Regions from separate parts of the Homo sapiens genome. Here region 1 is linked to region 2. The links are chromatin contacts, found by Hi-C in ENCODE. All regions are on one chromosome and are shown on one strand. Each heading gives the region's core, a stretch centred on a gene start or an enhancer-like site at or near the end of the contact. The rest is flanking DNA. Distances are from core to core; before and after follow the strand shown.

Region 1 (3,311 bases), core at 118-2,617, 2.7 Mb before region 2:
GTACTGCATTCCAGACAGCACCATTCATTTAGGCCAGGGGTTGGCAAACTTTTTCTGTAAAAAGCCAGATAGGAAATATTTTCAATTTTGTGGGCCTTATGGTCTCCTGTACAACCACTAAATTCTGCAGCTGTAGCATGAAAGCAGCCACAGACAGTAAGTAAACAAATGGGCAAGGTTGTGTTCTAATAAAACTTTATTTATAAATTTAGGCAGTGGACTAATTTGGCCCATGGGCCACAGTTTGTTGACCCCTGACACAGGCTATGTAAATGTGGCCCACTAAAGTTCAACAGTATGGCAGCTAAAAGTTCCAGCACTAGAACTGTTGAGATAAATCTGGAGAACCATCCACCAAGGATTTTGGAAAGTTGCAATCTCCCATTTGGAGGAAATGTTAGAACATCTAAATCTTTTCCACTTATAAAAGCTCATGAATCTCTGGATCTGAAAGAGGAAACAAAGATAATGTGATGTGCTGAAGGTCTCAGCATCAATTCTGTCAGCAGTGGGCTTAATCCCAGCCTCCTGAGCCCTGACCCTACATTTCTTCACTAGGGCTCACAGTCTCTAGCCTGGAATTCCTCAATCTGTGGCCAGTTTACATTCTCAACTCTAATTGCTAGCCAGTCACAAATTTCTCAGAGAGCCTAGTGCAGCGATGTATCCTTGCATCACAGAAAGAGAACCCAGCGGCCGGGGGAAGCTGTATCGTTCTCCTGTTAAGAACAGGACCCAGCTTAAGTCAAGCCTCATAAATAACCATGAAGACCAATGACAACTTCACGGTGGGATTCTGAAGCCTCAAAGCCACACACCCACATTCTCCAAACTGAGAAGAGTTTCTGTAAAAAAAAAAAAAAAAAAAAAAAAAAAAGATACTACATTCCTCAACAATGGCTTTAAATGTGAATAGAGACAGGCACCTACAGACAAGAAGTTGAACCCTATATAAACTGTGCACCGACTTCATGACTGAAACTCCAAACCCTACCTCAAATGTGTGATCCTTCTGTTAAATCTTGATTTTATTTAGCCCCTTCTTTGATGAATGACTAGAACCTGCTCCCCATTTGGTGCCTCTAACATAATTTTCGAGGCTCCTTAGTTTTGGTTAAAAACTTATGGAACAAAGGCACATACAGACCCTCTTAAAACCATTTGCCAAAACCACATTTTGTTAATTATAGCAACAGCCAGTATTTCCTGAGCACTTAACCATGTGCCAGCCCTCCCTCCACAGACACTTTCTCATGTGGCCCCATGAGCTAGTTTCTGCTGTACAGATGAGAGAACTGAGACTTAACCTCTCTAAATGACTTCACCACAGTTGCACCACTGTGGAACTCAGACTTGAACCCCAGCAGCCTGAGTCTGTACTGCGCACACAAGTCTCATCACATGCTGAACCAATGCGTTAACACATCCAGACCTTTCTGTGGTTCCAACACTGCTCTCTCAAAAGTCTAGTTTGAGCCTAGCAGAAACATAAATGACAGATGATACAGTAAAGGGTCCTTTTTTTTTTTTTCGGTTTTGGTTTTAATAGGCCACCTTCTGTATTAGAATTAAAAGGGCCCAACAGTGGTTCTTAAATGCACCCAGGAAGAATGTGCCCTGGGCTGTTGTACAGACTGATCCTGCTGGCAGCTAGCTGGAGAACCCCAGGCCTCCCTCACTCAATAATATGGGTCTCTGCTCAATCTCTCTTCTTCAGAGAGGCTTTCTTGACAAGCCTCAAACCTGAAACAGCACCCACTTCCTTCGCTAATTTCTTACCCTACTTTGCTGTTCCTCAAGCATTTTTCACCAGATGTGTTTATGTATTTGTTTCCTATCTGCCTTCACTGCTGGAGTGTCATCTCCAGAAAGAAGAGATGGTTTTGCTCATCACTATCTCCAGTGCCTAGACAGTGCCTGGCACAGAACAGGCACTTGCCGTATCTGTTAGTAAAGAAACAAATCGATCTCTGGGTGGTAGAATAACAGCTACTTTGTATTTTCATCTTTTTGCTTAGCTGTAATTTCCAGATTTTCAGCAGAGCATCCCTCCTTGTACTACAGAAGCACTGTTTTTTAAGCCTTTCCTTTTGAAAACACAGCACTATTATTCAGTTATACACATCAACTCAAAGGTAGAGATGATGGCTGTATGGTCACTGGTAGCCCGGGGGCATGAAAACCCATGCTAAATTAATCCCCAGGTGCCTGGCTTGACAGCTCCGTACACCCAGCCCGGCATGGCACACACTCCTGGCCAACTCAGTTGCTAATAATGGCCTTCTGCCCTCAGGGAGCAACCATCCTCCCCATGTGGCATAGACACAGGCTAAAAGCCACCTTCTTAATCCTCATTGCATTCCTGGGCAGTACAGGGAAGGCAGTTTATCTTCATCACCATGTCATTCATGTCTGACAGAGGCCAGAAGCGAAAGGAGAAAACCTGAACACACAACCATCTCCAGGAGACACCCATCTGCCTCCCCAGAGTTAGGATTCTGTGAACCACTGATGAGAAATGACTGGCACTTCTGCCAAGAGGTTCACTGTGTTTCAACCTCAGATACCATCAGATACAGCTTCTACTAATCTTCTCCTTGCCTCGACCCAACTGCATCCTGAAATAAAGTCTTAAATATTTACTTTGTTCTTCTGCAAATCTTGCTATAACTTGTACTGTTCACATTAACCACACTTAATGAAAGCAATTATCGAGAAGGTTCTATTAACATAGAGTTTAGACAGGTTAATGACTGTCTTCCCTTGAGAGCTGAGCACTCCCGCACAGGAGTTCCCCTCCCCATTTTGGAGTGGGAAGGTACAGTAAAGGGTCAGGCAGTTTCTGGATCTGCTTAAGTTTGCTGTGACAAGTAGCACAGGAGCCATACAACTTCTGCCTTGTGACAGGAGAAAATTCCTTCTGTGCCAGTTCCTGTACATCATTGCTATCCCTATCCTGAGATGGCTATAGTGTTTGAAGGTCATTTCTAAGGCCAAAAGGTCAGGCAAAGCCAATAGGTTTTCTTGGACTAGGGTGAATGCATCTACAAGTTGAGGGTCAAAAAAGACATGAGCGCAACCAATACTTTCAGTCATTCTCCTCCGGTAGATGGTGAACTCAACATTCCCAAAAGGAGCCCTAGTTTCCTACCCAGCTGCATTTCCGATGCCTGACACAGACCTGGCATCATGCTGTCCGCATAGGTTGGATAAAAGATACATCAGTGTTTGCCACGTTATGTTTGTGACCACTGCTTTGTAACACGGTATTAATCACAGAGGGCAAGGTCAGTAGGTAGGTCACAGGAAGA
Region 2 (3,282 bases), core at 633-3,132:
AAGTGCAAAAAAAAAAAAGTACTATTTTGTAACTGAAGTCTTATGAAGGGTTAAGCTACCTTGCTTGATACTAAAAAGAGGAGCTTGATACTAAAGCTCCTCTTGCTTGATACTAAATTAAACTTTGAATGAAACAAAAAGAAGACACATACACTAAATTTCCTTGTCCCTCTGTGATCCCCTGAGCCAGGAAGCAAGGGGAAGCCTGGCCTCCTGGACTCTCTCCCCAGCTGGGGGCTGAATAGTTTCCTCCAGGGTCACAGGGAGCAGCTGGGCTCAGTGGGGCCAGGCTGCCCTTCCTTCCTACATGGGCGTTCTCAAACCTTCCATTGCCCCACACAGAGTGCCATGATCCGGGTTCAAATCCCAGCTCTGGCACTTGCCACCTGTGTTACCTGGCAAATGCCTTACCACCCAGGCACTTGCTGTCTGTGTCCTTCCTGACAGGAGGGATGGGAGCTGGTGGCCCTGGCATGAAGCGCTGTTAACAGTCAAACACAAGCAGGAGCAGGCAGACACCTGGGTGGGGGACTGCCCTGCTGGGGGTGCTCACCAAAGAGCACCTCCCCATCTGCCCACGTGGCCTTGCACGTCTCAACACTTATCAGGCACCTGACTACAGGAAATCCCTGAACAAAGCCCTGAGCTGCCCTGGGGAATGTGACCAGGGCGATGGACCAGGAAGGACAGTCTGGGGTGCTTGGCATGAGTGAGGATAGGCTGGGGAAATGCCAACCTCTTCCACCAGCTTTGCATCCCAGGGCACCCTCAGTGGACAGAGAACCCAGAGATGCCACAAGGCTTGAGCTGCATCCTAACCATCCTGAGTTCCAGCCCAGCCATGGCCCCGGCCCGGGGGTACTTTGGGTGCTAAGTTGGGATGACGAGGGGCCAGGTGACACTCCTGTGTTCCAGGATCCGGTCAAGAAGGTGGTACCCTGTCACTGCCTGGCTCCGTCTGGTCCCAGTGGAACAAGAAGGGCAGGAAGCCTCTAGCACCCACCCTCTGGGCCACCAACACCCAGGTCCACAGTGTGGCCACCTGAGTCAGCACCACCTGCCTCGGGGACCAGAGCATGAAGGCTCAGATACGAGGAGCATAGCGCAGCAGTGGATGCAGGTATGCAGGATGTGCTGTGCGGATCCAAGGAGCCCCTCTCTGGAGGCTTGGGCATAACCTCTCCATCTTATTGACACATAATATTTTACCTCTTTGTAAGGTACATACAAATACTTGTTACATGCATAAAATGCGTATTCTGGTTACTTTGAATATTTACACATAATAATATTACTTAGCCACCACAGCCTGCTGTCAAACATTACAGCCTATTTCTTCTAAATGTAGGTTTGTACCCAATAACCAACTTCTCTTCATTCTCCCTTCCACATACCCAGTCTTCCTGGCCTCTGGTACTGCCATTGTATTCTCTGTTTCCATGGGATCAAGTTTTTTTAGCTCTCACGTGAGTGAGAACCCGTAGTATTTGTCCTTCTGTCTCTGAAAATGTTTCTGAAAATGACACGATTTCCTTATTTGTTATGCCAAATAGTATTTTACTGTGTCTATTTAGCACATCTTATCCACTCATCTGTTGATGAATACTTGGATTGATCCTGTGTCTTTGCTATTGTGAATAATGCTGTGATAAACACGAGCATGCAAGTTCCCCTTTGTTACACTGAACTCTTTCCTTTGGATAAATACCCCCCCAGTGAGATTGCTGGACCATAGAGTAGTTCTATTTTTTCTTTTTTTCGAATTCTCTATACTGGTTTCCATCATGCTTGTACTGATTTGCATTCCTACTGACAGTGTAGCAGAGTTTCCTTTTCTCTTCATTCTCACCAGCATCTGTTATTTTTTGTCTTTTTAATAATACCCATACTAACTGAGGTGAGATAATATCCCACTGTGGTTTTGATTTGCATTTCCCTGATCAATGAAGTTGAGCAGTTTCTCATATACATCTTAGCCATTTGTATGTCTCTATTCCTGTCCTTTGCCTATTTTTAATGGCATTGATTTTTTAACTTTTGAGGAGTCTGAGTTCCTTCTATACTCTGCACATTAGTTCCCTGTCAGGTGAGTAATTTGCAAATATTTTCTCCCACTCCAGGGGCTGTCTCTTCACTGTGTTGATTCTTTTGCTGTGCAGAAGTTATAGCCCACTCAACTATTTTTGCTTTTGGTGCCTGTGCTTTTGAGATTTCATCCATAAATTATCTGCCTAAGCCGATGTTCTGAAGAGTTTTCTCTATGTTTTTCTAGTAGTTTTATAGTTTCAGGTCTGACATTTAAGTCTTTTTTTCTTTTTTTGAGACGGAGTCTGGCTCTGTCACCAGATTGGAGTGCAGTGGCGCAATCTCAGCTCACTGCAACCTCCGCCGCCCGGGTTCAAGTGGTTCTCCTGCCTCCCGAGTAGCTGGGACTACAGGCACCCACCACCATGCACAGCTAATTTTTGTATTTTTAGTAGAGACGGGCCATGTTGGCCAGGATGGTATTGATCTCTTGACCTCGTGATCCACCCACCTCGGCCTCCCAAAGTGTTGGGATTACAGATATGAGCCACTGCGCCCGGCCCTAAGTCTTTAATCTACCTTGAATTGGTTCCTATTTCCAACCTGAGACAGGGAAGAAGTTCACAATGACTTTGCTGAGATAGTAAGCTGACTGCATAGTTACTAAGGGGGCATTTTTATATACTTCTTTCACAGGAACAAAGAAGCCAAGTCATTCCCTACCCGAATTAAATGTATGATTTTTAAAGAGGAAGCCTTGAGAATTTAACCCAATCTAACCATTACTCCAAATTATTTGGTAAACTGTGTCACTTTAGGTGGAGGAAGGTAAGAATTACGGGAACGTGAATTCTTTAAAAATCCATAAAAATGTACTGTGCTTGGAGACAAACTTGTAAGTTATTGCCCCTTTACAATGATTTGATGTCAAAAATACCGTAATATATTACTACTTTTATTTGATCAGATTTTTAACTGATTAAAGATTTGGTCTTAATCACTATTTTACAAAATAAATGCTCACTCTGAGCGTATAGTTCTACAGCCAGTTTTTAGGAACTTAAAATTTTTATATAATTTCAAAAGTCACAAGAATAGTACCAAGAATCCTCCTCCTTCTCTTAACCAAGACTCACCAATTTCTAAAATTTGTAGAAATTTGCTCCATTTTGTCCCATTTGCTTTGTCTGTTTACATACCTCTTTTAATGATTTCAGTGTAAACTATAGACATAATTACCCCAAAGTGTGCATTTCC

The links. A loop is a pair of places that touch in the nucleus more often than their neighbours do. Pooled maps may share reads with other maps.
Region 1: a pooled map shows a loop between it and region 2 (5-fold over the local background). The contact joins two enhancer-like sites. A Hi-C loop is called at or near these places in 4 of 37 single-sample maps with no recorded cell type and 2 of 50 pooled maps.

The regions. Positions count from the first base shown.
Region 1 is chr2:134,281,212-134,284,522 of GRCh38, reverse strand. The region is part of intron 2 of MGAT5 (alpha-1,6-mannosylglycoprotein 6-beta-N-acetylglucosaminyltransferase); the gene reads right to left. Among named protein-coding and RNA genes, the nearest start is that of MGAT5, 29 kb to the right of the region's middle. RefSeq lists an enhancer at 1,945-2,154. Within about 2 kb of position 1,367, at least 6 of the 41 ENCODE cell types and tissues checked have a DNase peak (open chromatin) inside an H3K27ac peak, as active enhancers do.
Region 2 is chr2:131,586,896-131,590,177 of GRCh38, reverse strand. No RefSeq gene overlaps it. Among named protein-coding and RNA genes, the nearest start is that of LINC01087, 48 kb to the left of the region's middle. RefSeq lists an enhancer at 1,721-1,870. Within about 2 kb of position 1,882, at least 2 of the 41 ENCODE cell types and tissues checked have a DNase peak (open chromatin) inside an H3K27ac peak, as active enhancers do.